Regions from separate parts of the Mus musculus genome. Here region 2 is linked to region 1. A link is a loop called in an ENCODE intact Hi-C map of the cell type or tissue named here. Cell type or tissue: gastrocnemius. All regions are shown on one strand. Each heading gives the region's core, and the rest is flanking DNA. Links, peaks and the distances in the headings are about the cores only. Region 1 holds the start of Bmp4 (bone morphogenetic protein 4). Region 2 has its middle 37 kb from the start of Cdkn3.

The links. Hi-C counts contacts between places; a loop is a spot of excess contacts. Peaks named below come from ENCODE experiments on the same cell type or tissue, not always from the same donor. Only the 100,000 strongest peaks of a DNase experiment are listed, where the experiment ranks them.
Region 2: it touches region 1 in a loop (2.1-fold over the local background); 10 of 42 quality-filtered maps call a loop at or near these places.

What each region holds. Positions count from the first base shown.
Region 1 is chr14:46,381,670-46,398,370 of GRCm38, reverse strand. It overlaps Bmp4 (bone morphogenetic protein 4), which reads left to right and starts at 7,702. Exons shown (of 4, transcript NM_007554.3): 1 at 7,702-8,067; 2 at 11,091-11,215; 3 at 12,277-12,656; 4 at 13,659-14,846. The coding sequence starts at 12,284. The coding sequence ends at 14,512. Gm15222 (predicted gene 15222) reads right to left here and starts at 10,893. Exons shown (of 1, transcript NR_166856.1): 1 at 9,089-10,893. It overlaps Gm15217 (predicted gene 15217), which reads right to left. Exons shown (of 4, transcript NR_037981.1): 3 at 15,154-15,294; 4 at 14,763-15,071. RefSeq lists promoters at 6,613-8,019, 5,388-8,019, 8,070-10,027, 10,120-11,118, 10,671-12,287. In gastrocnemius, for the core only: CTCF peaks have their summits at 9,466 and 10,401; DNase peaks (open chromatin) are centred at 9,586, 10,381, 10,517, 10,913 and 1 more place; H3K4me3 peaks cover 5,948 bases; H3K27ac peaks cover 5,620 bases.
Region 2 is chr14:46,716,704-46,729,848 of GRCm38, reverse strand. No RefSeq gene overlaps it. Among named protein-coding and RNA genes, the nearest start is that of Cdkn3, 37 kb to the left of the region's middle. In gastrocnemius, for the core only: CTCF peaks have their summits at 3,912 (motif pointing right), 5,753 (motif pointing right) and 7,619 (motif pointing right); DNase peaks (open chromatin) are centred at 3,907 and 7,613.

The DNA.
Region 1 (16,701 bases), core at 5,391-13,390:
CCCAGCGGGTAGTGCGGAGTCGTCGGGGTGACCCTGTACCCATCCAACCTGTGCGAAAACGCAGTTCACTTAGTGTCTTGGTAAAGACTTCCAAGGAGTGGGGGCAGCAGCTTCTCGGAGTCCTTGGTCCCTGTGGCAACCCTGAGGTCTGGGGAGCAGACAGGTTTCTTTATGTTAGCGAAATTCAGCTGAGAGTCTGACCAGGGGAGGTCACGAAGATAGAGAATGGGAAAAATGGCCAGGTCAATTTGCCTAGGCAGGGCTGGGGAGGCTCTGACCTGGTATGCCCGGTGAGGTCTTGTACTAGCCAGCCTACTTGCCATCGGAATTTTTTTGGCCATCTGTCTGGAAGGTGAGAGAGCACTGGAGGTGTTTGAGCTGCTCCCCGAGAGCAGAGCTATTTGCCTCCCTCCATCTGCCCCTCACGTTTTCTTTACTGGCAGTTCAGGCTCTAGCATCACTTTCGTTCGATTATTTTCAGAACGACATGAGGTAAAAGTTACTCTAGGGTCATAGACACTTAAAGAAACCGAGGCACTGGAGGGTGAGCTACGCTTAAGTAACCCTAAATTAGGAAACCGTCCCCTCAGAGGTAGCTAGTGCCTTTGTTAAGATCACAACCTTTTTGCTGGGGTGATCACAGATTAAAAAAAATCTTGCTTAGGGAAAGGATCAAGAAAATAACTTATTCACAGCGCTATTTTATTACTGACCTCCGCCCTCCTCTCCACCCCCCACCATTTCCCCAAGCTCAGAGCTTTCAGAATCTGGAGTCCAGGAGCTCATTTCCAACTCTGTTACCTGCCTCTTTGGCTTTGTACATTCCTGTCTTAAGATATACAAACCCTGCGGGGTTGCAAAGCCCTGTTAGAACCTTCGAGCCAAGAGAGCAGCGGAGAGAAAGAGTCCAGCATGGGCTGGTGCCTGCACAAGCTCTTTTCTGGCCCAGCTGGTACCCTGTCCTCCAGAATCTGAGAAAAGAATCAGGGATGCAGCTGGCCCTGGGCCATCTACCATGGAATGTTCTAGTGCCTAGAAGCCAGGTGTTGGTTGGTTGAGCCATTCTTTCTTCCACAGGCTAGAGTCCTCGAAGCCTTGAGAAGGTGGCTTTAGGTGGGTTTCTCAGAAGTTACAGCCACCAGGATATCAAAGTTTGGGCTCCAGCTAGCTTGAACCTGTATAAACAATGACTGATTTGGTGATACGTACTGCCCTTTGTCCCTTCTTGCCGGAGGGTTTCAAAGGATGGTCAATGATACTTGTGAAAAAAAGAAGTCATTGCAAGGGCTGGAGATATATTCAGTCAGTACAGTGCTTGCCTCACAGGACCAAACTCTGGGTTCTGTCTCCAGCATCTCATAAAAATGGCATGGTGTCACACACCTGTTATCCCAGCACTTGGAAGTGAAGACAACAGGGTCAGAAGTTTGAGACCAGCCTCCAGTGGCAGCCTGGGTGACAGAAGACCTTGTCTTCAAACAAACAAACAAACAAACAAACAAACAATCTCCAAACAAACAAATGAATTAAAAAAACTGATAAAAATGATAGAATTATATTTAAATTAAATAGAAAGTAAAAAGAGAGAGAATTTTACAAATCTCAGATACTCAGTTCAACAAACTGTCCCAAAGCAAACATTAACAACTATTTTTGACATACTCTTGCTGTGCATACTCTCTGATCCTTGAACTGGACACCAAGGAAAGCGGGCCCTCCCCACACTAAAATTCTCGCTCTTTGAGAAAAAGTCTCCAACTTTTATTTAGATGATAAAAACATTCTAGCATCACACTTCTCTTTGGAGAAAGCTTTCCTTGTGAAGTACTAGGAAGCATTTAGCACACACTGAGGGGAGAATGTTAGTTATTCTGACACAGCTGATCTGTCATTGAGAAACCACGATCGTTCACTAGGTAGTCAGGCATCCGTGTAGGAGTAGGCAGGGCCTGTTTCTAAAAGGTATCCTCTAGTGAAGCTACACTCTTGTCCGGGTCTCACGGTCATGTACACCAAGCAGAGAAGGAGAACGAGAAGGACCTGTGGGCTGAGAACAAAGACATTCCAGAGTTTTAAACATTTTCCTACACTGGATGGCAAGGATTTATTTCTCCACAGGGTGTCTGCTATGAAGTTAGGTAGGGACAGCTGACCATGTTTGAAGAGAAGCAGCCTCAGAATCCTTCATTATGTGAGGACCAGTTTTGGAAAACAAAGAGCTCCTAAATGTCACCTATGCATCACATGTTAGCATAGTGTCTTGTTTTATGCCTGAAATCACTAGGGCTCCAATTAGAATTTGCTGTCCTTTTTTGATGTTATAGTTTGAAAGAATTTTTTGTTTTGTTTCACCTTTGTTTTGTTTTGAGATAGGGTTTCTCTTCACAGGCCCGGATGTCCTAGAACTCAGGTCTGTAAACCAGGCTGGCCTTGAACTCAGAGATCTACCTGTCTCTGCCTTTCCAGTGCTGGGACCACCATTGCTCAGCTACGATTCTTTGTTTAAAGGAATCATATTCCTTTTAAAAACAGAAGGACAAAACATTTTAAAGCACAGGACTGAAATACTACTATTACCTTTGCTTCTCTTCTCTTCTCTTCTCTTCTCTTCTCTTCTCTTCTCTTCTCTTCTCTTCTCTTCTCTTCTCTTCTCTTCTCTTCTCTCCTCTCCTCTCCTCTCCTCTCCTCTCCTCTCCTCTCCTCTCCTCTCCTCTCCTCTCCTCTCCTCTCCTCTCCTCTCCTCTCCTCTCCTCTCTTCTTTTCTTTTCTTTTTCTTCTCCTTTTTTTCTTATGGTGTGAGGATCAAACCCAGAGCTTAAAAGATGCCAGATAAGTCCCCTGAGTTATACGCTCAGCCTCTATTATTTAATTTGGCTAAGGTAAATCAAGGGTTGACAAAAATTTTAAATGCTGTGAGGAAAAAAAAACTGTACAACTGGGGTTAAATTTCTTCTTGGGGCCTGAAATGTAGTTCAGTGGTAGAATGCTCACCAAGCATGTGTAAGACTCCAGACTTAATTCCTAGCACTTACACAAATACTTTCAGAGCCAGAAAAAGGGAGAGAGACATTTCTTAAGTGAGGGTTTGTAAAAATCAGAAGTGTCACAAGAAGATATTTTGGACATCAGGGGGCCTATCATTTCATGCTTTTTGGTAGTTGTGACTGATGGCTATGGGTTATCTTGCCAGAGATATTTTCATGGATCAAATCTACATAGACATACCCCATGAGTAGCAACTTAGGGAATGTTAGTCACGCAAACAACAGCTTTTGTTCAGCAAATACCCGAGATGTCTGCAGCACCAGAAAGATCAAAGTATGCGAGACACAATCCCTTCCTTTAGAAGCTTCTGGACAACTTCTTTTTTTAAATTGCAATTGTTGTCATATTAATTGTACAAGTGAATGTGTATTTGCACACGTGCATATTTCCTTAAGTAAATTTCTTCAGTACAATTTTTAAAACTTTAAATACATCTCTTTATGTTCGGCCTTGTTCAGTTGGTCAGTACCCTGTAAAGAATAATACTAGCTAATATTTACTGAACCATGCTGTTCCTGCCATTTTATTTTATTAATTCACTTAAGCTTATAAGAACATTATGAAATAAAAATTATTCTCAGACTATGAAGGAGGAAATAGATGTGCTAGGGGTTAAGCAATTTGACTATGGTTTAACCAAGATGAATCCTGGGCCCTGAGAAATTTGTATGGAACCTGCTGGTCCCTACATTTTCATGAGGAAACCCTGACCCACAGAGAAGATTGGCTTCTTTCTTAAGACCCCAGCCTGTTTTTAGGGGAGGCCAAAGGAAAGTCTTGTCCTAAGATGGGCTGGTTATATGGGAAGAATCTAGCTTCCTCAGTCTCTTCCATTTCCTTCTGCCATCTGATAACTTGGGAGCCAGGCAGGGTGGCAGACTCCTACAGTGCCAGCACCAGGGCAGGGTCACTCATCCCTACAATCCCAGCACCAGGGAAGCTGAGTCAGAGACACAGCAGGTCTGAGATCACCAGTGGCAAAGCAGCAACTGATTCCTTGGCCTGGGAAACCCCTGAAGATGTGTCTTTTTTTTTTTTTTTTTTTTGATCCCGTGTCATGATGAAGTCATCTGCAGAGTTCTTGTTGGAAAATCATACAATCACAGCTGGAAAAATTAAATTCAAAGGGGGAAAAAATCCCATCATGTTTTAAGCAAGTTTATGGGTTTTTGTTTGGCTACGCTCATAGTTACCCTGGGTGCATGCAGCCCACGGGCTGCAGGTTGGATGCACCTGCTGGGACAAGTCTTGTTTAGCTGGAAGCTGTGGCCACAGGCATCCACATTCCTGCTGGTCCTGTTCAAGACTTGTGGAGGAAGAGACAGATGATATGGTCTGAATTCGAGGTCCATCACTTATGAGCTCTGAGACCTTGGAGGATTTTGTTAAGTTTAGAATCTCATCTGCAGAAGAAGGGTTTGAAGTGGGTCGTTGCAAGGGCTCAAGAACAAAGGAGAAATTATGGTAATATCCACGTGAGAGAACTAAGGATCTAGGTTATTACAAAGATGGCTTCTAATTTCGTTTTAAATTGATCTGTTTTATTACTTGCAAAAGTTAGCCATGGTGCTGGAGTGTCCTTCAAAGTATTCCCTTATAGTTAAGATAGACATCTAAATGGCGATGTTTGAAGACCCCATGCCATTTGGGACCTAGAATCAAGGTACTATGCCTGCAGAATCAGAATTTTTTTTTTTTCCTGAGCCAGGGAGTATAAATCTTTAACCCTAGCACCCAGGAGGCAGAGACAAGTGGATCTCTGTGGGTTTCAGGCGAGCCTAGTCTACAGATCAAGTTCTAGGACAGCCAGGGCTACACAGAGAAACCCTGTCTCAAGCAAACAAAACAAAACAAAACAAAACAAAACAAAACAAAACAAAGCAGAAATTTCTTCACTGCTATAGACCTATTTCTGGACGTAATGATAACTGTTTATAAAGCTTTACTCAAAAATATCCCTTACCTACTTAAGAATGTCTTTGTTTCTATTTTTTAATGGTACTTATTAGCTCTGAAAGGATATGTAAAATAACTTTTAAAACAGGAGTATTCATTGGCCAGGCATGGTGGTATATACCTGCAATCACTGTCTGGTTAGACTTTGCTTCAAAACCAACCAAACCAAACCACACCAAACTTAATTTGTTACTTAGCATAACTGGGAGGTGGGGGCTGCGGGGCGGGGGGTGGGGGAGTGGGGTGGGGTGGGGAGACAAGGAAGACTAGGTTTGCTTGGGTCAGCAAAGATGCTGATGGGTAAGGTTTTGTTTGTTTGTTTGTTTGTTTGTTTTTTGTTTTTTGTTTTAAAGTTGGGTCTTTCTCTACATAGTCCTGCTTGTCCTGAATTCGCTAGGTAGACCAGGCTGGCCCAGAACACCTAGAGATCATCTGGCTGCCTCTGTCTCTTGAGTTCTGGGGCTAAAGCATGCACCACTCTACCTGGCTAGTTTGTATCCATCTAAATTGGGGAAGAAAGAAGTACAGCTGTCCCCAGAGATAACAGCTGGGTTTTCCCATCAAACACCTAGAAATCCATTTTAGATTCTAAATAGGGTTTGTCAGGTAGCTTAATTAGAAACTTTCAGACTGGGTTTCACAGACTGGTTGGGCCAAAGGTCACTTTATTGTCTGGGTTTCAGCAAAATGAGACAATAGCTGTTATTCAAACAACATTTGGGTAAGGAAGAAAAATGAACAAACACCACTCTCCCTCCCCCCGCTCCGTGCCTCCAAATCCATTAAAGGCAAAGCTGCACCCCTAAGGACAACGAATCGCTGCTGTTTGTGAGTTTAAATATTAAGGAACACATTGTGTTAATGATTGGAGCAGCAGTGATTGATGTAGTGGCATTGGTGAGCACTGAATCCGTCCTTCAACCTGCTATGGGAGCACAGAGCCTGATGCCCCAGGAGTAATGTAATAGAGTAATGTAATGTAATGGAGTTTTAATTTTGTGTTGTTGTTTTAAATAATTAATTGTAATTTTGGCTGTGTTAGAAGCTGTGGGTACGTTTCTCAGTCATCTTTTCGGTCTGGTGTTATTGCCATACCTTGATTAATCGGAGATTAAAAGAGAAGGTGTACTTAGAAACGATTTCAAATGAAAGAAGGTATGTTTCCAATGTGACTTCACTAAAGTGACAGTGACGCAGGGAATCAATCGTCTTCTAATAGAAAGGGCTCATGGAGACCTGAGCTGATCTTTCTGTTCTGGATGAGAGAGGTGGTACCCATTGGAATGAAAGGACTTAGTCAGGGGCATACAGTGTGCTCCAGGCTGGGGATGGTCAGGATGTTGTGCTCAGCCTCTAACACTCCTTCCAACCTGACATTCCTTCTCACCCTTTGTCTCTGGCCAGTAGAATACAGGAACTCGTTCCTGTTTTTTTTTTTTTAAATTCTGAAGGTGTGTAAGTACAAAGGTCAGATGAGCGGCCCTAGGTCAAGACTGCTTTGTGGTGACAAGGGAGTATAACACCCACCCCAGAAACCAAGAACCGGAAATTGCTATCTTCCAGCCCTTTGAGAGCTACCTGAAGCTCTGGGCTGCTGGCCTCACCCCTTCCCTGCAGCTTTCCCTTTAGCAGAGGCTGTGATTTCCTTCAGCGCTCTGGGCAAATACTCTTAGCCTGGCTCACCTTCCCCATCCTCGTTTGTAAAAACAAAGATGAAGCTGATAGTTCCTTCCCAGCTCCATCAGAGGCAGGGTGTGAAATTAGCTCCTGTTTGGGAAGGTTTAAAAGCCGGCCACATTCCACCTCCCAGCTAGCATGATTACCAACTCTTGTTCTTACTGTTGTTATGAAAGACTCAATTCCTCATCTCCCTTCTTTTAAAAAGGGGCCAAAGGGCACTTTGTTTTTTTCTCTACATGGCCTAAAAGGCACTGTGTTACCTTCCTGGAAGGTCCCAAACAAACAAACAAACAAACAAAATAACCATCTGGCAGTTAAGAAGGCTTCAGAGATATAAATAGGATTTTCTAATTGTCTTACAAGGCCTAGGCCTGTTTGCCTGCCAAGTGCCTGCAAACTACCTCTGTGCACTTGAAATGTTAGACCTGGGGGATCGATGGAGGGCACCCAGTTTAAGGGGGGTTGGTGCAATTCTCAAATGTCCACAAGAAACATCTCACAAAAACTTTTTTGGGGGGAAAGTCACCTCCTAATAGTTGAAGAGGTATCTCCTTCGGGCACACAGCCCTGCTCACAGCCTGTTTCAACGTTTGGGAATCCTTTAACAGTTTACGGAAGGCCACCCTTTAAACCAATCCAACAGCTCCCTTCTCCATAACCTGATTTTAGAGGTGTTTCATTATCTCTAATTACTCGGGGTAAATGGTGATTACTCAGTGTTTTAATCATCAGTTTGGGCAGCAGTTATTCTAAACTCAGGGAAGCCCAGACTCCCATGGGTATTTTTGGAAGGTACAGAGACTAGTTGGTGCATGCTTTCTAGTACCTCTTGCACGTGGTCCCCAGGTGAGCCCCGGCTGCTTCCCGAGCTGGAGGCATCGGTCCCAGCCAAGGTGGCAACTGAGGGCTGGGGAGCTGTGCAATCTTCCGGACCCGGGCCTTGCCAGGCGAGGCGAGGCCCCGTGGCTGGATGGGAGGATGTGGGCGGGGCTCCCATCCCCAGAAGGGGAGGCGATTAAGGGAGGAGGGAAGAAGGGAGGGGCCGCTGGGGGGAAAGACTGGGGAGGAAGGGAAGAAAGAGAGGGAGGGAAAAGAGAAGGAAGGAGTAGATGTGAGAGGGTGGTGCTGGAGGGTGGGAAGGCAAGAGCGCGAGGCCTGGCCCGGAAGCTAGGTGAGTTCGGCATCCGAGCTGAGAGACCCCAGCCTAAGACGCCGCTGCGCTGCAACCCAGCCTGAGTATCTGGTCTCCGTCCCTGATGGGATTCTCGTCTAAACCGTCTTGGAGCCTGCAGCGATCCAGTCTCTGGCCCTCGACCAGGTTCATTGCAGCTTTCTAGAGGTCCCCAGAAGCAGCTGCTGGCGAGCCCGCTTCTGCAGGAACCAATGGTGAGCAGGGCAACCTGGAGAGGGGCGCTATTCTGAGGATTCGAGGTGCACCCGTAGTAGAAGCTGGGGATGGGGCTCAGGCTGTAACCGAGGCAAAAGTTGGCCTATTCCTCCTTCCTTCTCCAACAGTGTTGGAGGTGGGATGATGGAGGCTAAAAGGCACCTCCATATATGTTACTGCGTCTATCCAACCTACTTTAGGGAGGTGCGGGCCAGGAGAGGCGGGAAGGAGAGAAGGCCTTGGAAGAGAGGTCATTGGGAAGAACTGTGGGGTTTGGTGGGTTTGCTTCCACTTAGACTATAAGAGTGGGAGAGGAGGGAGTCAACTCTAAGTTTCAACACCAGTGGGGGACTGAGGACTGCTTCATTAGGAGAGAGAACCTAGCCAGAGCTAGCTTTGCAAAAGAGGCTGTAGTCCTGCTTTGCTCTAAAGCGCGACCCGGGATAGAGAGGCTTCCTTGAGCGGGGTGTCACCTAATCTTGTCCCCAACGCACCCCCTCCCAGCCCCTGAGAGCTAGCGAACTGTAGGTACAGAACTCGCTCCCATCTCCAGGAGCTATTTTCTTAGACATGGGCACCCATGCATTCTGCCTTCTGGTACTCTCCCCTCCCTGGGAAGGGGTGTAAGGTTCGACGGACCGTGGCCAGGATGCCGAAAGGCTACCTGTGCGGGTCTTCTGCCATGCTGTGTCTGTGCGGACATGCCAGCAGGGCTAATGAGGAGCTTGCGATACTCCAAAGGGTTCGGGAATTGCGGGGTCCTTACACGCAGTGGAGTTGGGCCCCGGGGACTCAGAAGGTTTCCCGCCACGGCTTTGGTTGATAGTTTTTTTAGTATCCTGGTTTATGAACTGAAGGTTTTGTGAGATGTTGAATCACTAGCAGGGTCATATTTGGCAAACCGAGGCTACTATTAAATTTTGGTTTTAGAAGAAGATTCTGGGGAGAAAGTGAAGGGTAACTGCCTCCAGGAGCTGTATCAACCCCATTAAGAAAAAAAAAAATACCAGGAGATGAAAATTTACTTTGATCTGTATTTTTTAATTAAAAAAAATCAGGGAAGAAAGGAGTGATTAGAAAGGGATCCTTGTGAAGTTGAAATTGAAACAAGTCCTTCGTCTATTTACTGGGCTTTAACGTCGAGAGCGCTCCACACACCGCCAAAGGCACAGGATTGTCCGGGGATCCTGAGCGTCGGCGGTTCCACGGTGCCCTCGCTCCGCGTGCGCCAGTCGCTAGCATATCGCCATCTCTTTCCCCCTTAAAAGCAAATAAACAAATCAACAATAAGCCCTTTGCCCTTTCCAGCGCTTTCCCAGTTATTCCCAGCGGCGACGCTGGTCGGGGAATAGAGAAATCGTCTCAGAAAGCTGCGCTGATGGTGGTGAGAGCGGACTGTCGCTCAGGGGCGCCCGCGGTCTCTGCACCCAGGGCAGCAGTGTGGGATGGCGCTGGGCAGCCACCGCCGCCAGGAAGGACGTGACTCTCCATCCTTTACACTTCTTTCTCAAAGGTTTCCCGAAAGTGCCCCCCGCCTCGAAAACTGGGGCCGGTGCGGGGGGGGGGGAGAGGTTAGGTTGAAAACCAGCTGGACACGTCGAGTTCCTAAGTGAGGCAAAGAGGCGGGGTGGAGCGGGCTCTGGAGCGGGGGAGTCCTGGGACTCCGGTCCTCGGATGGACCCCGTGCAAAGACCTGTTGGAACAAGAGTTGCGCTTCCGAGGTTAGAACAGGCCAGGCATCTTAGGATAGTCAGGTCACCCCCCCCCCCAACCCCACCCGAGTTGTGTTGGTGAATTTCTTGGAGGAATCTTAGCCGCGATTCTGTAGCTGGTGCAAAAGGAGGAAAGGGGTGGGGGAAGGAAGTGGCGCGCGCGGGGGTGGCGGTGGGGGTGGAGGTGGTTTAAAAAGTAAGCCAAGCCAGAGGGAGAGGTCGAGTGCAGGCCGAAAGCTGTTCTCGGGTTTGTAGACGCTTGGGATCGCGCTTGGGGTCTCCTTTCCGTGCCGGGTAGGAGTTGTAAAGCCTTTGCAACTCTGAGATCTGAAAAAAAATGTGATGCGCTCTTTCTTTGGCGACGCCTGTTTTGGAATCTGTCCGGAGTTAGAAGCTCAGACGTCCACCCCCCACCCCCCGCCCACCCCCTCTGCCTTGAATGGCACCGCCGACCGGTTTCTGAAGGATCTGCTTGGCTGGAGCGGACGCTGAGGTTGGCAGACACGGTGCGGGGACTCTGGCGGGGCTACTAGACAGTACTTCAGAAGCCGCTCCTTCTAACTTTCCCACACCGCTCAAACCCCGACACCCCCGCGGCGGACTGAGTTGGCGACGGGGTCAGAGTCTTCTGGCTGGAAGTTAGATCCGCTAGGGGTCGGCTGCCTGTCGCTAGAAGCATTATTTGGCCTCTCGGAGACCCTGTGGAGGAAGTGCTGGAGTGTGCGAGTGTGTTTGCGTGTGTGTGTGTGTGTGTGTGTGTGTGTGTGTGTGTGTGTGTGCGCGCGCGCGCGCGCGCGCCCTTGGAGGGTCCCTATGCGCTTTCCTTTTCATGGAACGCTGTCGTGAGGCTTTGGTAAACTGTCTTTTCGGTTCCTCTCTCGGCTGCACTTAAGCTTTGTCGGCGCTGTAAAGAGACGCGTCTTCAAGTGCACCCTGATCCTCAGGCTTCAGATAACCCGTCCCCGAACCTGGCCAGATGCATTGCACTGCGCGCCGCAGGTAGAGACGTGCCCCACGTCCCCTGCGTGCAGCGACTACGACCGAGAGCCGCGCCAGTGGCTGGTGTCCCGCCGAGAGTTCCTCAGAGCAGGCGGGGACAACTCCCAGACGGCTGGGGCTCCAGCTGCGGGCGCGGAGGTTGGCCTCGCTCGCAGGGGCTGGACCCAGCCGGGGTGGGAGGATGGAGGAGGGGCGGGCGGGCTCTTCGGTGAGTGGGGCGGGGCCTCTGGGTCCACGTGACTCCTAGGGGCTGGAAGAAAAACAGAGCCTGTCTGCTCCAGAGTCTCATTATATTCAAATATTCATTTTAGGAGCCATTCCGTAGTGCCATTCGGAGCGACGCACTGCCGCAGCTTCTCTGAGCCTTTCCAGCAAGTTTGTTCAAGATTGGCTCCCAAGAATCATGGACTGTTATTATATGCCTTGTTTTCTGTCAGTGAGTAGACACCTCTTCTTTCCCCTTCTTGGGATTTCACTCTGTCCTCCCATCCCTGACCACTGTCTGTCCCTCCCGTCGGACTTCCATTTCAGTGCCCGCGCCCTACTCTCAGGCAGCGCTATGGTTCTCTTTCTGGTCCCTGCAAGGCCAGACACTCGAAATGTACGGGCTCCTTTTAAAGCGCTCCCACTGTTTTCTCTGATCCGCTGCGTTGCAAGAAAGAGGGAGCGCGAGGGACCAAATAGATGAAAGGTCCTCAGGTTGGGGCTGTCCCTTGAGGGCTAACCACTCCCTTCCCAGTCCCGTCCCACTAGCCTGGGAAGGCCAGTTCCTTGCCTCATAAAAAAAAAAAAAAAAAAACCAAAAAAAACAAAACCATGTTCGTTTTGGAATCACCCCTACCGTTCCCTGGGAACAAGACTCTTTAGTGAGCATTTTCAACGCAGCGACTACAATGAAATAAATCACAAAGTCACTGGGGCAGCCCCCTGACTCCTTTTCCCAGTCACTGGACCTTGCTGCCCGGTCCAAGCCCTGCCGGCACAGCTCTGTTCTCCCCTCCTCCTGTTCTTAACCAGCTGGAAGTTGTGGAAATTGGGCTGGAGGGCGGAGGAAGGGCGGGGGTGGGGGGGGGGTGGAGAAGGTGGGGGGGAGGCTGAAGGTCCGAAGTGAAGAGCGATGGCATTTTAATTCTCCCTCCCCCACCCCCCTTTACCTCCTCAATGTTAACTGTTTATCCTTGAAGAAGCCACGCTGAGATCATGGCTCAGATAGCCGTTGGGACAGGATGGAGGCTATCTGATTTGGGGTTATTTGAGTGTAAACAAGTTAGACCAAGTAATTACAGGGCGATTCTTACTTTCGGGCCGTGCATGGCTGCAGCTGGTGTGTGTGTGTGTAGGGTGTGAGGGAGAAAACACAAACTTGATCTTTCGGACCTGTTTTACATCTTGACCGTCGGTTGCTACCCCTATATGCATATGCAGAGACATCTCTATTTCTCGCTATTGATCGGTGTTTATTTATTCTTTAACCTTCCACCCCAACCCCCTCCCCAGAGACACCATGATTCCTGGTAACCGAATGCTGATGGTCGTTTTATTATGCCAAGTCCTGCTAGGAGGCGCGAGCCATGCTAGTTTGATACCTGAGACCGGGAAGAAAAAAGTCGCCGAGATTCAGGGCCACGCGGGAGGACGCCGCTCAGGGCAGAGCCATGAGCTCCTGCGGGACTTCGAGGCGACACTTCTACAGATGTTTGGGCTGCGCCGCCGTCCGCAGCCTAGCAAGAGCGCCGTCATTCCGGATTACATGAGGGATCTTTACCGGCTCCAGTCTGGGGAGGAGGAGGAGGAAGAGCAGAGCCAGGGAACCGGGCTTGAGTACCCGGAGCGTCCCGCCAGCCGAGCCAACACTGTGAGGAGTTTCCATCACGAAGGTCAGTTTGTGCTCTTAGTCCTGGCGGTGTAGGGTGGGGTAGAGCGCCGGGGCAGAGGGTGGGGGGTGGGCAGCTGGCAGGGCAAGCTGAAGGGGTTGTGGAAGCCCCCGGGGAAGAAGAGTTCATGTTACATCAAAGCTCCGAGTCCTGGAGACTGTGGAACAGGGCCTCTTACCTTCAACTTTCCAGAGCTGCCTCTGAGGGTACTTTCTGGAGACCAAGTAGTGGTGGTGATGGGGGAGGGGGTTACGTTGGGAGAAGCGGACTGACAGCACTCAGACTTCTGCTAGCCCCAGCGGTGTGCTTTAGCTATATCAAAGCCAGGGTTTCTGCCCGTTTTGTTCAAAGCACCTACTGAATTTAATATTACAGCTGTGTGTTTGTCAGGTTTATTCAATAGGGGCCTTGTAATACGATCTGAATGTTTCCTAGCGGATGTTTCTTTTCCAAAGTAAATCTGAGTTATTAATCCTCCAGCATCATTACCGTGTTGGAATTTATTTTCCCTTCTGTAACATGATCAACAAGGCGTGCTCTGTGTTTCTAGGATCGCTGGGGAAATGTTTGGTAACATACTCAAAAGTGGAGAGGGAGAGAGGGTGGCCCCTCTTTTTCTTTACAACCACTTGTAAAGAAAACTGTACACAAAGCCAAGAGGGGGCTTTAAAAGGGGAGTCCAAGGGTGGTGGAGTAAAAGAGTTGACACATGGAAATTATTAGGCATATAAAGGAGGTTGGGAGATACTTTCTGTCTTTGGTGTTTGACAAATGTGAGCTAAGTTTTGCTGGTTTGCTAGCTGCTCCACAACTCTACTCCTTCAAATTAAAAGGCACAGTAATTTCCTCCCCTTAGGTTTCTACTATATAAGCAGAATTCAACCAATTCTGCTATTTTTTGTTTTTGTTTCTTGTTTTTGTTTTGTTTGTTTGTTTGTTTTTTTTTTTTTTTTTGTCTCAGAAAAGCTCATGGGCCTTTTCTTTTCCCCTTTCAACTGTGCCTAGAACATCTGGAGAACATCCCAGGGACCAGTGAGAGCTCTGCTTTTCGTTTCCTCTTCAACCTCAGCAGCATCCCAGAGAATGAGGTGATCTCCTCGGCAGAGCTCCGGCTCTTTCGGGAGCAGGTGGACCAGGGCCCTGACTGGGAACAGGGCTTCCACCGTATAAACATTTATGAGGTTATGAAGCCCCCAGCAGAAATGGTTCCTGGACACCTCATCACACGACTACTGGACACCAGACTAGTCCATCACAATGTGACACGGTGGGAAACTTTCGATGTGAGCCCTGCAGTCCTTCGCTGGACCCGGGAAAAGCAACCCAATTATGGGCTGGCCATTGAGGTGACTCACCTCCACCAGACACGGACCCACCAGGGCCAGCACGTCAGAATCAGCCGATCGTTACCTCAAGGGAGTGGAGATTGGGCCCAACTCCGGCCCCTCCTGGTCACTTTTGGCCATGATGGCCGGGGCCATACCTTGACCCGCAGAAGGGCCAAACGTAGTCCCAAGCATCACCCACAGCGGTCCAGGAAGAAGAATAAGAACTGCCGTCGCCATTCACTATACGTGGACTTCAGTGACGTGGGCTGGAATGATTGGATTGTGGCCCCACCCGGCTACCAGGCCTTCTACTGCCACGGGGACTGTCCCTTTCCACTGGCTGATCACCTCAACTCAACCAACCATGCCATTGTGCAGACCCTAGTCAACTCTGTTAATTCTAGTATCCCTAAGGCCTGTTGTGTCCCCACTGAACTGAGTGCCATTTCCATGTTGTACCTGGATGAGTATGACAAGGTGGTGTTGAAAAATTATCAGGAGATGGTGGTAGAGGGGTGTGGATGCCGCTGAGATCAGGCAGTCCAGAGGGCGGACACACACACACACACACACACACACACACACACACACACACACACACACACGTTCCCATTCAACCACCTACACATACCACACAAACTGCTTCCCTATAGCTGGACTTTTATCTTAAAAAAAAAAAAAAAAAAAGAAAGAAAGAAAGAAAAAAAATGAAAGACAGAAAAGAAAAAAAAAAACCCTAAACAACTCACCTTGACCTTATTTATGACTTTACGTGCAAATGTTTTGACCATATTGATCATATATTTTGACAAATATATTTATAACTACATATTAAAAGAAAATAAAATGAGTCATTATTTTAAAGATAAACTAAGACCTTTCTATCTTATTTCCTCTTCCATACTCTTGAATGTCGAGATGGGGCTGTGGGTAGACTGAAAGTCAGAGGTGGCAACTGGAGGTGTTATCAGCTGTGGGGGCAGGAGCCAGTGATGGCAGAGAGATGGCAATGGCCAGGATGGATTGGTCTCCATTCTTATTTAATGTTAACAAGGAAGCAGCACCCTCTGCCATCTGGAGGACACGTGCCCTGCAGAAACAGTGGATGAAAGGAGTAGATCAGGTGAAAGAATTTGGTTTGGGACTTCCGGGCTCATCTTAGCTCTGCTCACCTGTTGTGGAGTGGCAGCGCCTCAGCCCTGTGGAGGAAGAGATCTCGACTCTAGGAGACTCATTCCCACCTTTGGCTTCATGATACCCCAGAGTGTCTTCAGTCCTGGCAGGCATCTTTCTCTTCTTGAACCAAATCCAACCTGTACATACACAGTGTCCTTTCAAGCAGGGCTTTGTTTTTACTGTTTCTGCGCCCCCTCCCAGACAGGGTCCCACTATGTAGCCTTGGCTGTCTTAGAGCTCAGTATGTAGCCCAGGCTGGCCTCAAACTCACAGAGATCTGCCTACTTCTGCCTCTCATGTGCTGGGATTAAAGCTAGCTCTCTTTCTTTCTTTCTTTTGTTGTTGTTGTTGTTTTGTTTTGTTTTTTCATTTGTTTTTTGTGCTGGATTTTATCCAATAAAACAAACAGTAGGCCCTACCTTGAAAAAGTTTAGTGACTACTCTGTACATATAACGTGTGGTAGGAGTCTCCATTGTTAAGGGACTGTTAACCTTTATCCTTTATTCCTCACATGAAGGCTTTCTTTGAGCATCCCAGGACTGTGTTAGGGAAAAGGAGTTGGCAATAGGATGAGCTACTGAAGGGTCAGTGTTTAAGCAGGCTCTGTGAAAGTGTTTTGATATTTCTTGGCATTTACTGAGTCATGGATCTCTTGTCTTTTGTTTCTCTGATAGCACCTCCACCATTCTCCAGGATCAGACAGAATATGATCTTTCCTGTGGAACTGAAATTTGCAGCAGGGGCTCTTCAAGGAGAAAGACTAACTTGGTGGCGCAGTGCAGAGAATGCTCTTAGCTGGAGATGTGGTTCAGTTGGCAGAGGCTTGCTGGGAGGGCAGGAAACCTTGGGTGTGATTCCCTGCTTGAGTCAGGGTGTAGTGGGAGAGGAGACACACACTGGGGCTCCTGACTCTCTAGTAGAGGCTAAAGGAACTCAAGTTCAAGGTCATGCTCAGTTATATAGCAAGTTTCAACTAGCCTGGGACAAATGAGACTAAGGTCTTAAAAAAAATCAGAGAAAGAAACAAAAGGAAGAAAAGGTGGAAAGAAGACATCAGTGGGCTTAGAGGTGGGAGATCCCTTTAGTTAAGGACAGGAAGAGCTTTCTGAAAGGATGTGTTTGTAGGAGATGCCTTTGACTTTTCTCATTACCAGCAGCTAAATTAAGTCCTCCCAGCTCAGGCCCACTTCTTAAGTGTCTCCCTGCTCTGGAAGGGTCAGCTGGGTTTAGGGTAGAAATAGTGGGGATTCTGCTCCTGCAGAAAGGGCCAGGAGAAGGGCATTCCTCTGGATCAGCATCTCTCTCTGAAGGTGAAGGTAGTCTTGTTTGGGAGGTGTGTCAGACTCAAGGCCCAGGCATGGGTGAGTAGCTTAACTTTCTCTCTGTATCACCCTGCATTCTTCTACAGCAGCATTGCATATGCTTTTGGAAGTCTGATGGATGAAGCAGGACTCGTTTTTGTTTTTAATTACTGAAGTCCTACAGCCCTGCAAAAGGAGCAGCTTAGTGGAAACCAATAAAAATAGAAGTGGGGTGCTTGCCA
Region 2 (13,145 bases), core at 899-8,898, 340 kb before region 1:
AGGTCAGCCTGGTCTACAGAGCAAGCTCCAGGACAGTCAGAGTTACAAAGAGAAAACCTGTCTCAAAAACCACAACACAACAAACAAACAAAGTAATATTATTTCAATACTGTCATGAATATTGGTGTCTCTTTTGGAAGTCATCCAAAGCTGGTCTGTAATAAAATATGCCCCCAGTACCCATGCTTCTATATTGTCTCCTGCCCTACAGTCTAGGCTGCCCCAGTGAGTTGGGTTTTTTTATATTTATTTTATTTTTATATATGTGTCTATGTCCATGTAAGCATGTCATGTGTGCCGTCATCCTCAGAGGCCGCAGAGTTCCAGGTAGTTGTGAGTCACCAGATGTGGGCATTGGGAACGGAATCCAGGCTCTCTCCAGAAGAGCTGCAAGCACTCTTAACTGCAGAGTCATCTCCCCAGGGCAGTTTGCTTTTGAACCAACAGCTTGGGAGGGTGGGGTGGGGTGAGAGTGGAGATGGGGATAGGATGACAAATGGATGATTTCCAAGCAGGGGTCCTCAGAGGTCACAGAGCTTCTGCTGGAATTTCTTGGAATGCTTGTTCCTGGGACACTCCCCTGGGAACTTAGCAATGAGCAGTGGCCCTCAGGTCTTAGGAAGAGGCCAGGTGTGGGCCACTTACAGACCTCTGCTGGCCTGAGCAGCGATCCCATCCCATGATGTTCCCTATCGAGAACTGTACTGCTGAGCCCATTCAACTCCACAGGACTATGGGGGATAAGGACAAAATAGTATTTTGAGCCAAGAGGGTTCACAGCATTTGTCAAGCGTCACTGGACAGCCAGAAGACCTTTGAAGTGTAGAAAAACAAAATGAAACAAAGTAACAAAAACGTTATTGCCAAGAATACTTTAGGTTCTTATCCAATCAACCTTGGACATGCCGCCTGGTCTCACACACAGCTTGTTTGAACTCAAGCACCAGGGACTGCTTCTCCACCTCCACTTTTCTTTGGTTATATACCATTGATGATTTTACATATGTATGTTTAAAAGTCTTTAGGACCTCTAACAAGCTTATACACATCAAATCCTCACACGGTGAGCAGCGAGTACGCGGAGTGGGGGAGGGCAGTGTGGACTCCTTTCAGCTGTAGCCGATGTGGTTTTATTTCAGGAGAATAATATTTCAGAATAGATTTCTTTTTGGTCCGTCCTATGTAATAGCTATTTCTCAGGAAGTGGTCTGCAGCACATTTTAGTTAGTAACTGTGGTGGCTAGGTTTCTGTCAATGTGACACAAGCGAGAGTCATTTGGGAAGAGAGAGCCTCAGTTGAGAAAATGTCTGAATCTGGTTGACTTATGGGCAAGCCTGTGGTGCTTTTTTGTGAGGGATTATCGATGTGGGAGGTCCCAGATCAATGAGCAGTGTTATTCCTGCGGCTGTGGCCCTGGCTTCTATAAGAAAGCAGGCTGAGCAAGCCAGTGAGTGCGTGCCTCCATGGCCTCTGCTTCAGCTCCTGCTTCCAGGTTCCTGTCGTGAGCTTCTGCCCTGACTTCCCTCTTCCCTAACTTGCTTTTGGTCATGGCGTTTTATTTCAGGAATAGAAGCTTTAAGACAGTAGCATTGATTTTGTTTCTATTGGATGCATCTTTGCTTTTACAGTAAATTGTAATTACATACAGTAAAAATCATGCTTATTTGTACATCACTATGCAAATTTGGGCTGTTGCAGACAGCGATTACAGCCTCAGCCAAGCAAACAGCAGTTCCATCACCCCCTCCAGAATTCTTTTCTGCCCTTCGTATAAAATCAAGCATCTCTCCACTTTAAGCAATCTTGGGCTTTTTTTTTTTTTTTTTTTTTTTTTTTTTTATAACTTACTCAAGGAGAAATTCTTATAGAATTCACCATTTTTTTTTTTTCAGGTAAACAGTTCAGTGGTATTTAGTTCACTCACTCGGAGCCACCACCATCTCTGGTTCTTCCTGATATCTTCCTACTATGCCAATGCAAAACTCCTTGCAGCCTTCTTGCCTATCCCTGCTCCCACGATCCTTTGCAACTGTAGACCGGTTTGTATCCTGACTGTGTTGATGTATCTATTTGGAATATTTCAGATAATGGGATCATGCAATATACGACCCTTTGTGCGTCATCTAATGGAGTGTTCTGGAAGTTCACAAAGGTGGTCTGACTCAGCCGTTCATCCTCCCTCACAGGTAAACACAGTGAGGCCCCAACAAGCCGCCTGGAGTCCTGATGCTGCACATCACAGCAGAGTGGAGACTTTCCTGTCCGGAGGAAGCGCTTGCAAAAGAGCCAATAGAAAAGTAAGAGCAAGCGGGCATGAAGGGGCTTCATAATCAGAGGCCAGCTGTGGTGAGTGTGCATGCAATATGTGACGGAGGCAGATGTGGTTTCAGCCTCTCATTTGACCCCTGCCTGAGGACATTAAGCTGAGGATGTCAGCAGGTACCATGTAAAAACATATTTTGTTTTGCTCAGTGTCTTAGCCCTTTTAAAGACGCGTTAGTTAACGTTGATGCAAATGGCCCTTGCTAGGAATTGATAGCCCTGATGTGTCCTGCAATGTTGTTTTCCATGGCTTCCTTTCTCATTCCCACCTTGCACACCGTGACGCTTCCAGATCGCTAACCCAGTGATTTTTCTCATTTTCAGAGCTTTGTCATGTGCTTAGGGCCCATCAGTGTCTGTAAGGTTATGGGGTCCCCCGTCTGCTCTACCACAAGGCTTGGCCACTCGGGGAGGCAGGACACGGGGAGTTGACCACACTTACCCCACGCCATCCCCGGGCCTGGGACACACTCCTGGGGTGGGGAAGTACAGTCTGAGGCGTGGGACAGCCAGAGCTAGTGTAGGAGTTCCTGGGCCTGTGGTGAGGCTGGGGTGTCTGGTTCTTAGGCTCTTGGACACCCAGGCACCACTAGGAGCAGAGGAAGAGCTAAGAATGGAGTGGGGGCCCATAGGCTGGATGTGGCTCAGGACCCCGGGGCGGGGAGAACTCTAGCTGGTCCCAAGGGGGAGTTCTTGACTTGATGGGCAGCAGTCTTGGGCTTGGTGGCAGCTGTGGCTGGGAGCACAGAGAGGCCTTCTAGGGGAGACTAGATGGTGGCTCTGTAGGCAAAGGTCTTTGGATCCTGATGAAAAGAGGCAGTCCATGGTTTTAAGGCACTTATTGTCATTTCAGAAAGAGAATGAGTAAAACCATACCCTATTTCTCAGGGTGGGCCTGAGGTTAAATGCCTTTTGCCGGGAGGAGTGTCTGGGAAGGAGAGTGTATTGGCTAAGTCCTCCAGGCCTTTAGTTACGTCATTAAAATGGAGCTCTGCCTTGAGCCTATGTGACTACAGGTCACATCCTCTACCTGTGGGGGCTTGAGGTGTTGCCCTTATGTGACTGATGGCCACCAATCTGTGGGGGCTCAGGCTAGTGACAGGAGCCTAGTCCCTGGGAACCAGGAGAAGCGCCTACCATCCCTTCAGGATCACCAGGTTTTTGAGCCTTAGCTCAATGGGGAACAGGTCTACCTATCACGGGCCCACAAGTGTCTACTTTACTTAGGTATCCCTGGCTTTGACCTGTGGGATGTCTTTCTGAGAACTGACCTCCTTGCTAGTCTTGTGCTTAGCCTTCCCCTTGACCACTCTAGTCTTGGGTGCCTCCCCATGTGTGTAGCCTTCCCCCTGACCACTCTCGTCTTGGGTGCCTCCCCATTTCAAATGTCAAACCTTCTATTATAATAAAAGAGAAAGATCTTTTCTTCCAAAATAAGTTTTTTTTTCTTTCTGATGTGAAAAATCTGTTTGTGGCTGTATCATTGCAGTTGAAGTAGCTGGAACCCTTTTCATTGGGGCATTCTACACTGTGTCAGAACCTGTGTCCTCTATGAGCTGGCACTAAACCAACCAACCAATAGGGGGCGCTGCAGGCCCCTTGCAGTCCAGACAGAACAAACTTGAGGACACAAAAGTGATATGATATTTCAAAGGCCACCACAGCAGGCTAGCGTTAGGAAAAGCGAATCCAGTAATATATTTATTTAATTCCTTTTCCTGCAATGTTGGGACATGGGCCACATGCTACACAGTGCTTACTACTGAGATATATCTCAGCATGGTTTCTTCTCCCTCCCCTCCCTTCCTCTCCTGTCCCATGCCCACCATCACCCCCTGTACCCTCATCTGCATTTTTAGCACCCCCAGGCTAGCAACATATCAAGACTCTGAAATTGCAATCTTCCTGTGTCAGCCTTTTAAGTGGTGAGATCATGCATGTGACACATTCACAGTATTGCCCCCTCCCTCCAGTTTTGAGAATGAAACCCAGGGTCTCACTGAACCACACTTATTTTTTTAGCATTGTATTAACAAGCTTCTACATAACAGTCGCCTTTTCTTTTAAACTGTGTGAAAGCCCTCTCTAGGCTGAAGTTGAAATGCAGTCTACAAACAGCCCAGCCTCACAAGAGCACAAAATCCAAAGAAAGAAGAAACCAGTGGGCCATAGTCTCTCACTTTGCTTTCCAGACTTTCATTGAGTTGAAAAAGCCAGCATGAGGCAGGTCCCCTTCCTTGGCTTGCTCTGCTATGGAGTTCAACACTGGAAGGCCTGAATGGTGAAGCCGGCAAGGAGCAGTCAAATGGATGGGAATGCCAGCAACCGGGTGAATTATTACTTCATTCCTGGCTGACGAGGCAGGAGGTAAGATGAGAAGTGAGTGAAAAAGCCTGTGGGCTCCCACGTGGACTGAGGGAACCAAAGCCAACACGGAGAGGACAGGTCAGAGTTGAAAGCTACATAAGGGTGGAGCTGGGCAGCATTCTGTCTAGTGAATAGGTTTGGGTTTGTAATGGCTATCAGTCAGAGGTTGCATAAAGACAGGGTGGACTTCATCTACCTCAAGCCCCCAACTCCTGTAGTTCTCAGGGACACTTTCTCATTTTGGTACTTAAGGTGGCCTGGATCTTTTAAAGGAGTGAGCTCCACTACAAACGTCGATGCCACTTTTAGAGGTGCCACGTACCCTCCCTTTCTTTTTCTTTCCCAAATAGATCCCCCTCCCCAGTGCTGGGGGCAAGGGAGCTGTGGTGTGTACCACTTAGATACTTGTTTCTGGTGACTTTTTGTTCTGAAAAAAAAAATCCATCCCTATGAAATTAACAAAACAAAACAAAAAACTTACAGCATATTTTCATGCTTGCACCCATCACCTCACCTCTCTCTGTCTCTCTGCCCAATCTCCCCACATATCATTACTTCTTCAAATACATTCATACTACAGCTGAATGGCTGGTGTCTTGGACTCCACCTGTCTCATGCCCTTACCACAGGGACCAAGAAGGCTTGGTATCACTCTGTTGTTCATTTAGATATCACAGTCTTGCATTTCTAAACTACTTTGTAGTTTGCCAAACATGAGATGACCATCCCACCACATGTTGTCTCCTAACAATCACATTGTAAGCTAGAATACCTGTTTTATTTTCTCTCCTCATTCTCTTCCTCTCTCTCCCGTCTCTCTCCTTTCAGCCTACAGAGGGAGAATATTGCTCAAGACAGAAGATGTTGAATATTGTTTATATTATAATTGCACAAAAAACTTTTAATTTTTCTTCCTTTATATATTTCCCTCCAGGTTCCAGTAACACAGAACTGGCTTGCCACAGTGGAATGTGGCTGACAGTCATTTGTCAGTCATACTGTTAAATCCAGTTCCAGGCTGGGTTTAATAGTAAACTGCAATCTAGACTTTTACCTTTAGAGGGCACTCCTGTTTTAATAATAGCATAGCCGCTGGCCCCAGACAAGAAGCCAGAAACCCTTTTTCTTACTCTGTAGTTAGGAGATCCTGTACCCCTTTACAGACAGACAAGAAACTCATTGTTGCAGATTGCTTGTTCCCTAGTAACAAAGTTATCTTGTAATTTGTAACCTTTGGTTACAGTTCTGTTCAAAGTGGGAAAGCTGAGCTGCTAGAACGAGCTCTCTGGAATCTCTTGCCTTGCCCTTGGTGGCAATGACTTGCACGCTGGGAGCTGCAAGGGGTCATTCAAAAATGGCAGAAGGAAGCAGTCATTCCTTCCCTGAGAGCCTCCATTGAAAATGCATTTCCCACTTCTCCTGCACCTCCCAGGGTCTTAGGGGACCTGCTTTCTTCCTCTGCTTTAACCTCACCCCCTCTCCCTTCCTGTTGGAGACAAGTGAGGAACAGCAAATCTGCCCTGCCCAGCACTGGCTCCCTTCAGCTCCCTTGCACCTTCCTGGGCTGGCTGGCTCCCTTTGGTCCCTTAGTCTTCAGTATCAGAGAAGCCTCTCAGAAGAGCTGGCCTCTTTCTCTCTCTCTCTCTCTTTTTTTCCTTTTCTTTTTTGTCTATCCCATCTGAATAGGTTTCTCCACAGCCAGACATTTTTAATTAACAAAAAAATCAAATTATGGTATAATTTCACATATCATGAAACCCACCATTTGAAAATGTCTAACTTAATTAGCTTATTGACAGTATTGCAAACCATCGCCAACCCTCTGAAGTAACCCCATGGCATTAAGAAGTCACTCGTGGGTGGTAAGACGACCAGTGAAGACAATTGCCAAGGGGCCTGGTGACTTTCTGGGATGCACACAGTAGAAGGAGAGAGCTTGACCTTCTGCAAGCTCTCCTCCCTTCTCCGTGTGTGCACTGGGGCATGCAAGGATCCACTGCCCTCCACCATAGAAACAAGTAGTTGTAAAAGTTGACAGAGAAGCCATTCCCCTCCGCCATTCTTCCTAGTCCATCACGCCCAGAGCTATGTCCTGTTTCTGCGTTTACCTGCTCACCACAATGCATCCTCTCTTCTCTTTAGTTCTTCAGGCCAGAAACAAAGTTTGATATTTTTCTGGAGTGGGCATTTATGTATCACTTTTTCTCTGAATCCATGAGTAACATGTGGAGTTCCCTCACAGCCTGCCTGGCAATAAAATTCGAGGGCCTTGTAACATAAGGAAGTAATCAGCGAGGGACGTGACCACTGGGGAGCTACTGTAGAAGAGACCAGTCTGTAGGTGGGGCCTGAGGTCCCTGCTTCAGTCCACCAAGAGAACATCTTCCCCTCCACTGCACTGCCAGCTCCCTGGGACTCAGGTCTCCCCTAAGATGTTTCTGCTATTTACTTGCAACCCACAGAGGCTAAGTGCAAAGCGTTGTACACGTTTCCAGAAGACTCTTTGAGGGCTGGGTTAGGACGCAGCAGTAAGTAGAAACAGGATTCTCAGAGAAGCCTCACTCCCAGGCATAACGCGAGCCCCACTTGCGTCTCTCCACAGGGTCTGGTAGACCCTCTGATCGTTTCTATGATTGCATCCATTTTTACAGACATCAAATGTAGGGGGTTGGTGGATTTGACTCAGCGGTTTGACTGGGGTGCTGACAGGCCAGCCTTACTCTCAACCGCTGCTCCCGTGCAGCCTCTCAGACTCACTCACACACGAGCACAAAGCCACGATGCAATGTTTACACATGACATCTGCAGCCGCATTATCGCTCCTACTAAAATGGCTCACAATGGCATCATAAACAAAGAAGTATGTTCCTATCCCCACAGCTGCTGTGCACTGGGTAAAGTGTCCACCAGAGGTCCAGATATCCCTGGGTTAGAGACTTGGCCTCTGGGTGGCACTAGTGGGAGGTGATGGGACCTTCAGGAACAAGGGTCTAAGTCTTTAAGCTCTTGGTGGCAATGACTTGCATGCTGGGAGCTGTAAGGAGTCATTCAAAAACAGGGAAGGAAGTAGGCATTCCTTCCCTAAGAGCCTCCATTGAGAATGCAATTCCCACTTCTCCTGCACCTACCCCGGTCCTAGTGGATCTAATTTTGTCCTCTGCTTTAGCCTTTCTCATTGAGAAGTACATCTCTCTTTATTTTTTTTTTCAGATTCCTTTTTTTTGTTGTTGATTTTTTTCATTTCTTTTGTTTTTGATTTTTTAAAAGATTTATTTATTTATTATACATGTAACTACACTGTAGCTATCTTCAGACATTCCAGAAGAGGCCATCAGATCTCATTACGGATGGTTGTGAGCCACCATGTGGTTGCTGGGATTTGAACACAGGACCTTAGGAAGAGCAGTCCGTGTTCTTAGCCACTGAGCCATCTCTCCAGCCCTGAGAAGTATATCTCATTGAGGATGTACTTTTGAAGATAATATAGAACCGTGGTGTCTTAGTTAGGGTTTTACTGCTGTGAACAGACACCATGACCAAGGCAAGTCTTATATAAACAACATTTAATTGGGGCTGGCTTACAGGTTCAGAGGTTCAGTCCATTATCACCACTGGAGGATGGCAGCATCCAGGCAGGCATGGCACAGGCGGAACTGAGAGTTCTATGTCTTCATCCAAAGGCTGCTAGTGAAAGACTGACTTCCAGGCAACTGGGGTGAGAGTCTTAAGCCCACACCCACAGTGACACACCTATTCCAACCAGATCACACCTATACCAACAAGGCCACACCTCCAAATGGTGCCACTCCCTGGTCCAAGAATATACAAACCACCATACCTGGTCAGGTCTCTTAAAGTTATTCTCTCTCTCTCTCTCTCTCTCTCTCTCTCTCTCTCTCTGTATGTGTGTGTCAGAAGACAACCTGCTGGAGTCAGTTTTCTTGTCATATGGGTCCCAGGAGTCAGAGTCAGGTCATCAGGCTTGAGGCCAAGTGTCCTTACCCACAGGAGTCTCTCCCTGGCCAAGCCGACCTCTTCCTGTGTGCTTCTCATTTCCTGATAGAAGCTGCTTGCTTGACCATGGCTCTTGCCACAGTGCGTTGCTCTTCCCAGAGGCCCCAAACAATGAAGTCACTTTATTTTGATGAATAAACCGGCAAAGAAGGGTTTTTTTTTATTTTATTTTTTATTTTGTTATACAGGGGAAGTGACCACCAGGGTGTCCTTGGAAGTGGAGTGACTGGGTGATGTTGGGAAGAACTCCCATCTGATTGTACCTTCATGTTTCTCAAGCAAGTGGGTCTTGGAAGGAGGTCGACCCCAGGAGAATGTACTCTTCACAGCTTAGGCATGTGTTTTAATCAAGCTCCCCCCACCCCCACCCCCCAGGGTCAGAACGAGGAGAATGGGCACGTAGATAAATGGAGATGAATTGTAAGGCATTGGTTCACACATCATGGAGGCTGGGGAATCCAGACCTCCTGAGTTGTCCCACTGGAGACAGGGGGAGAGCCAGGGCTGCCTCTCATGTCTGAAGGACCTAGGATGCAGAGTTCCTCCAGTGAAGAGAGGCCAGCCTTTTGTTCTATGCAGACTTCCCATTCCGATCGGACAGGGCCACTTAGGTCACAGAAGCCCATTGGCTTGATTCAAACTCCACAACTTTGGGTACAAATCTCCTTCCCGAATGCTTTCTGGAACAGCTATCTGGAATTGTGTTTGACTCTGGGTCTGGGTTTTGTGGCCCAGCCAAGGAGAATCCAAATTAACCATCAAAGTCAGGACTCAGTGTGCCAGCCTAGTTGCCCAGGACCTGGAATGGGTTGCTAGGAGGACAATGCTGTTGGGTAAGTGTCAGAGATCCCTGCCCCTACATGTGGGAGTCCAGCTTGAGCTACTCATCAAGAGCTACTGAAGACTTGCTGTGGAGGGCTTGCTGGGCAGACTCCAAGGACTTGCCATACACCCATCTTTAGGATGGTGGGTCTGAGAATGGTTGGTTTCCTCACTTTCTATCTGAGTGGCAGGGGACTAGTCACCACTCCCACCCCGCAACCTCCCAAGAAAGACAACTGCTGCCATCCGACCCTAGTCATTTCTCCCTGGCATTCTCTTGACATCGTTGACTATTTACTGCGGTTGGGCTCTATGGACTGGGGACATGCCAACTAGTAAATAGCCATATGTGGAAGCGAAGAGAAGCAGGAGGAGAAATGGACGCTGCCGTGGCTAGCTGTGTGCGTGGGACACTGGTGGCTCGGGTCATGAAGTTAGGTGGCCAGAAAGTCTTTCCCAGTAAAAAAGAAAGAGAAATTTCCAGTAGGCAAAGTCTGAAATTCTCAGATCCCTGTGAATTCCAGGCAGAAGGACAGGAACTGCCAGCCCCAGTCGGGGCACCTGAAACGTAGAGGAAGAGGCCTGTGGGAGGTGCAATGAGAGAAACCCCAGGACAAGAGGGAGGAGAGGGATGGGGCCTCCAAATGCACGGTGAGGGCCCAGGCAGCTATTGTGAGAGGCTTGGAGTCCCGCCACCGGAGGGTTTGTGAAGAGCAGTAATGAAGTCTGGCCACTGTGCCGGGAACAGGTTGTGTGGCAGAGGAGGAGGAGGCAGAAGCAGACACACAAACACCCCAGCACGGGAGAGAACAGTGAGGGCGAATGGGCCCAGCACAGTGGTAGGGACTGGCCAGGATCCCAGCATCTGCTCCAGGGTCTGCTCTGAAGCTGAGAGACAAGGTTTGCTGCATGCAGGGTGGACTTTATGAAGTTCATGTGTGTGCATGTGTGTGCTGGTCACAGGAGTGGTGTGTGTGTGTGTGTGTTGGGGGTAACATTCCCATGCCAGTCTAGCCCCCTCCTGCCCCCTCCTGCGTGATGCTCTTGATGGCTTTAGGACTGCTGTCCTCAGTGAGGCTGTCTGAGGACTGGATATCCTGGGGCTGTTCAGGATGTGTCTCTGTTGAGTCCTTTTCTCTTTGTTTCTTTTCCTTATTATGGTCTTTGGATTATTTTTAAGAGTTACTATTTATCTTTAATTATGTATATGTGTGTGGGTACGTGCATGTGAATGCAGTTGCCCACAAGGCCCGAGGTGTCCAGTTGTAAACTGCCTGATATGGGTACTAGGAACCCACTCAGGTACTCTGCAAGAGCAGTGCTCTAACCACTGAGCCATTGCTCAGTCCAGCCCTTGTCTCCAGTTGGGTCTGCACAGGAGAAAAGTCCCTTCCTAGGGCACGGGCTGATTCCAGCCCTGGGGTGGAATGTGGGTTTGCCCGCCTCCTGTGTGCACTGCAGACATCAAGGCCCAGTGGCCACTCAAAGGAAGTGACCTCATAAATGTGCCTCCCAAGCCACACAGGATGGGTCGGGGTGCGACGTTGGGCCACTCGCTCTGGTTTACAGCAAATTCAACAGCTTGTGGCCTGCAGATCCTCAGGATAAATAGCTGGAAAAGCCTGACCCTGGCAACCTCATTTCTCATTCCTTTCTTGTTACAGGTAATAGAGCTGAAAATGTGGTTTTAATTATGGCGCTAATGAAAACTGAAAATCCAGACAGACACTTGACGAACTCTGCTGCGCGTTATATTACATTTGTGCTAACTACAAAGTACCCAGCTGGATGTAACATTATCCCCTCCCGAGCATCCGCCTGACTGAAGCTGTATAATTGATGTGGACTTTGGCAGGAGGTCAGCTTAAAGGTATTTTTTTTTATTTTAAAGATTTTTAAAAAAATATATCTTTAACGGTATTTTTTGGGGAAAGGAATACGTTTATTACCTGAGGTGGGAGAACATTTTCTCTGGGTTGTCCGGCTCCTTAGCCTATCCCACAGGTTGATCCTTCCTCGACCTTTCCTCCAGGAGAAACCCCTGAGCCAGGAGGGAGATAAGAGACTCATTTTTAACTTGGTCAGTGGCCAGTGGTCATGCCAGGGAAACCAGTACTTTACCACACATACTCCATTCTTTCAGGAGCATGTGTCCTTAGTCTGAGCTGGTACACCGTGGCCACTGGTCTCCATGAAGGCCACCTCCTTGCAGTCCTTAGCTGCTAGCTCAAGGCTGCCCCAGGCCACTGGAATCTCCTTAGATATAGACTTGCCCAAGGTGACTCAGGATACCTGGGACCCCCTGACTCCCCCAGATAAACAACAAACATGTAAGCATTTTCTTATGTGCAAGCATGTTGGTATACATGTACATGGTGCACATGTGTGCATGGTGGGAAGACCAGAGATTGACACTGGGTGTCCTTCCTCAGTCACTCTTCATCTAAGTTTTTGAGACAGACTCTCTCACTGAACCCGGAGTTTACCAATTGGCTGGACTGGGAACCCCAGGACCACTATGTCTGCCTCTCCAGTGTGGGGATTAAGGGCTCATAGTATCATGCCAGGCTGTTTATGCAGATTCTGGGGGATCTGAACTCAGGGTCTTACACGTGCAGAGCAAGCATCTTACTGACTGAGTCATTTTCCCTGGCCTTAAACAGTTTAAAGTACAATCTATCTCTCTGAAAAAGATTTGATACAGGACCCACTGTGGGTGCCCAATTCTTGGGTGGTTAAGTTCCTCCTCTCCTCTCCTCTCCTCTCCTCTCCTCTCCCCTCCCCTCCCCTCCCTTTTCTTTTCTTTTTTCTTGAGACAGGGTTTCTCTGTGCAGTCCTGGCTGTCCTGGAACTCACTTTGTAGACGAGGCTGGCCTTGAACTCAGAAATTTGTCTGCCTCTGCCTCTCAAGTACTGGGATTGCAGGTGTGTGCCACCATTGCCGGCGGTTAAGTTTCTAATACAAAATGGTATCATATTAATATCTAACTTGCTCACATTCTCGCCACTGCTGCCGCCATCACTGTGTGTGGGCGTGCGCAAGTTCCTGGGTGGAGGTCAGAGGACAACCTTCAGTCATTCCTTCTCTCCTCTCAGCTTATGGAATCAGGGTCTTATTGTTGCAGGGTGGGTGCCTGTAGGCTTCCAGAATATCCTTCAGTCTTTACCTCACACTGTGAAGTAGGAGTGGCAGGATTATAGATTGGAGCCAAAACACACTTCTTTTTAAAAAATATTTTCATCTCACACCTGTTCATTGGTGTTTTGCCTACATATCTGTCTGTGTGAGGGTGTAGGATCCCCTGGAACTGGAGTTACAGTTGTGAGCTGCCAAGTGGGAGCTGGGAATTGAACTCAGGTCCTCTGGAAGAGCAGACAGTGCTCTCAACCACTGAGCCATGTCTCTAGCTTCAACACCCCACTTTTTACTTTAGCCTTAGGAGCTGAACTTGGATCCTTGGGCTAGGACCTGTACCCCCTGTGGTGTTTCTGTGGCCCTTGTATATTTTAAGCCATCTTCAGATTATTTATGATGGAGTGGGCCATGTAGTATGAATAGTTGTTCTCTGTTTTAAGGAAATACTGACCAAAAAAAAAAAAAAAGAGTCTTTATTGCCCA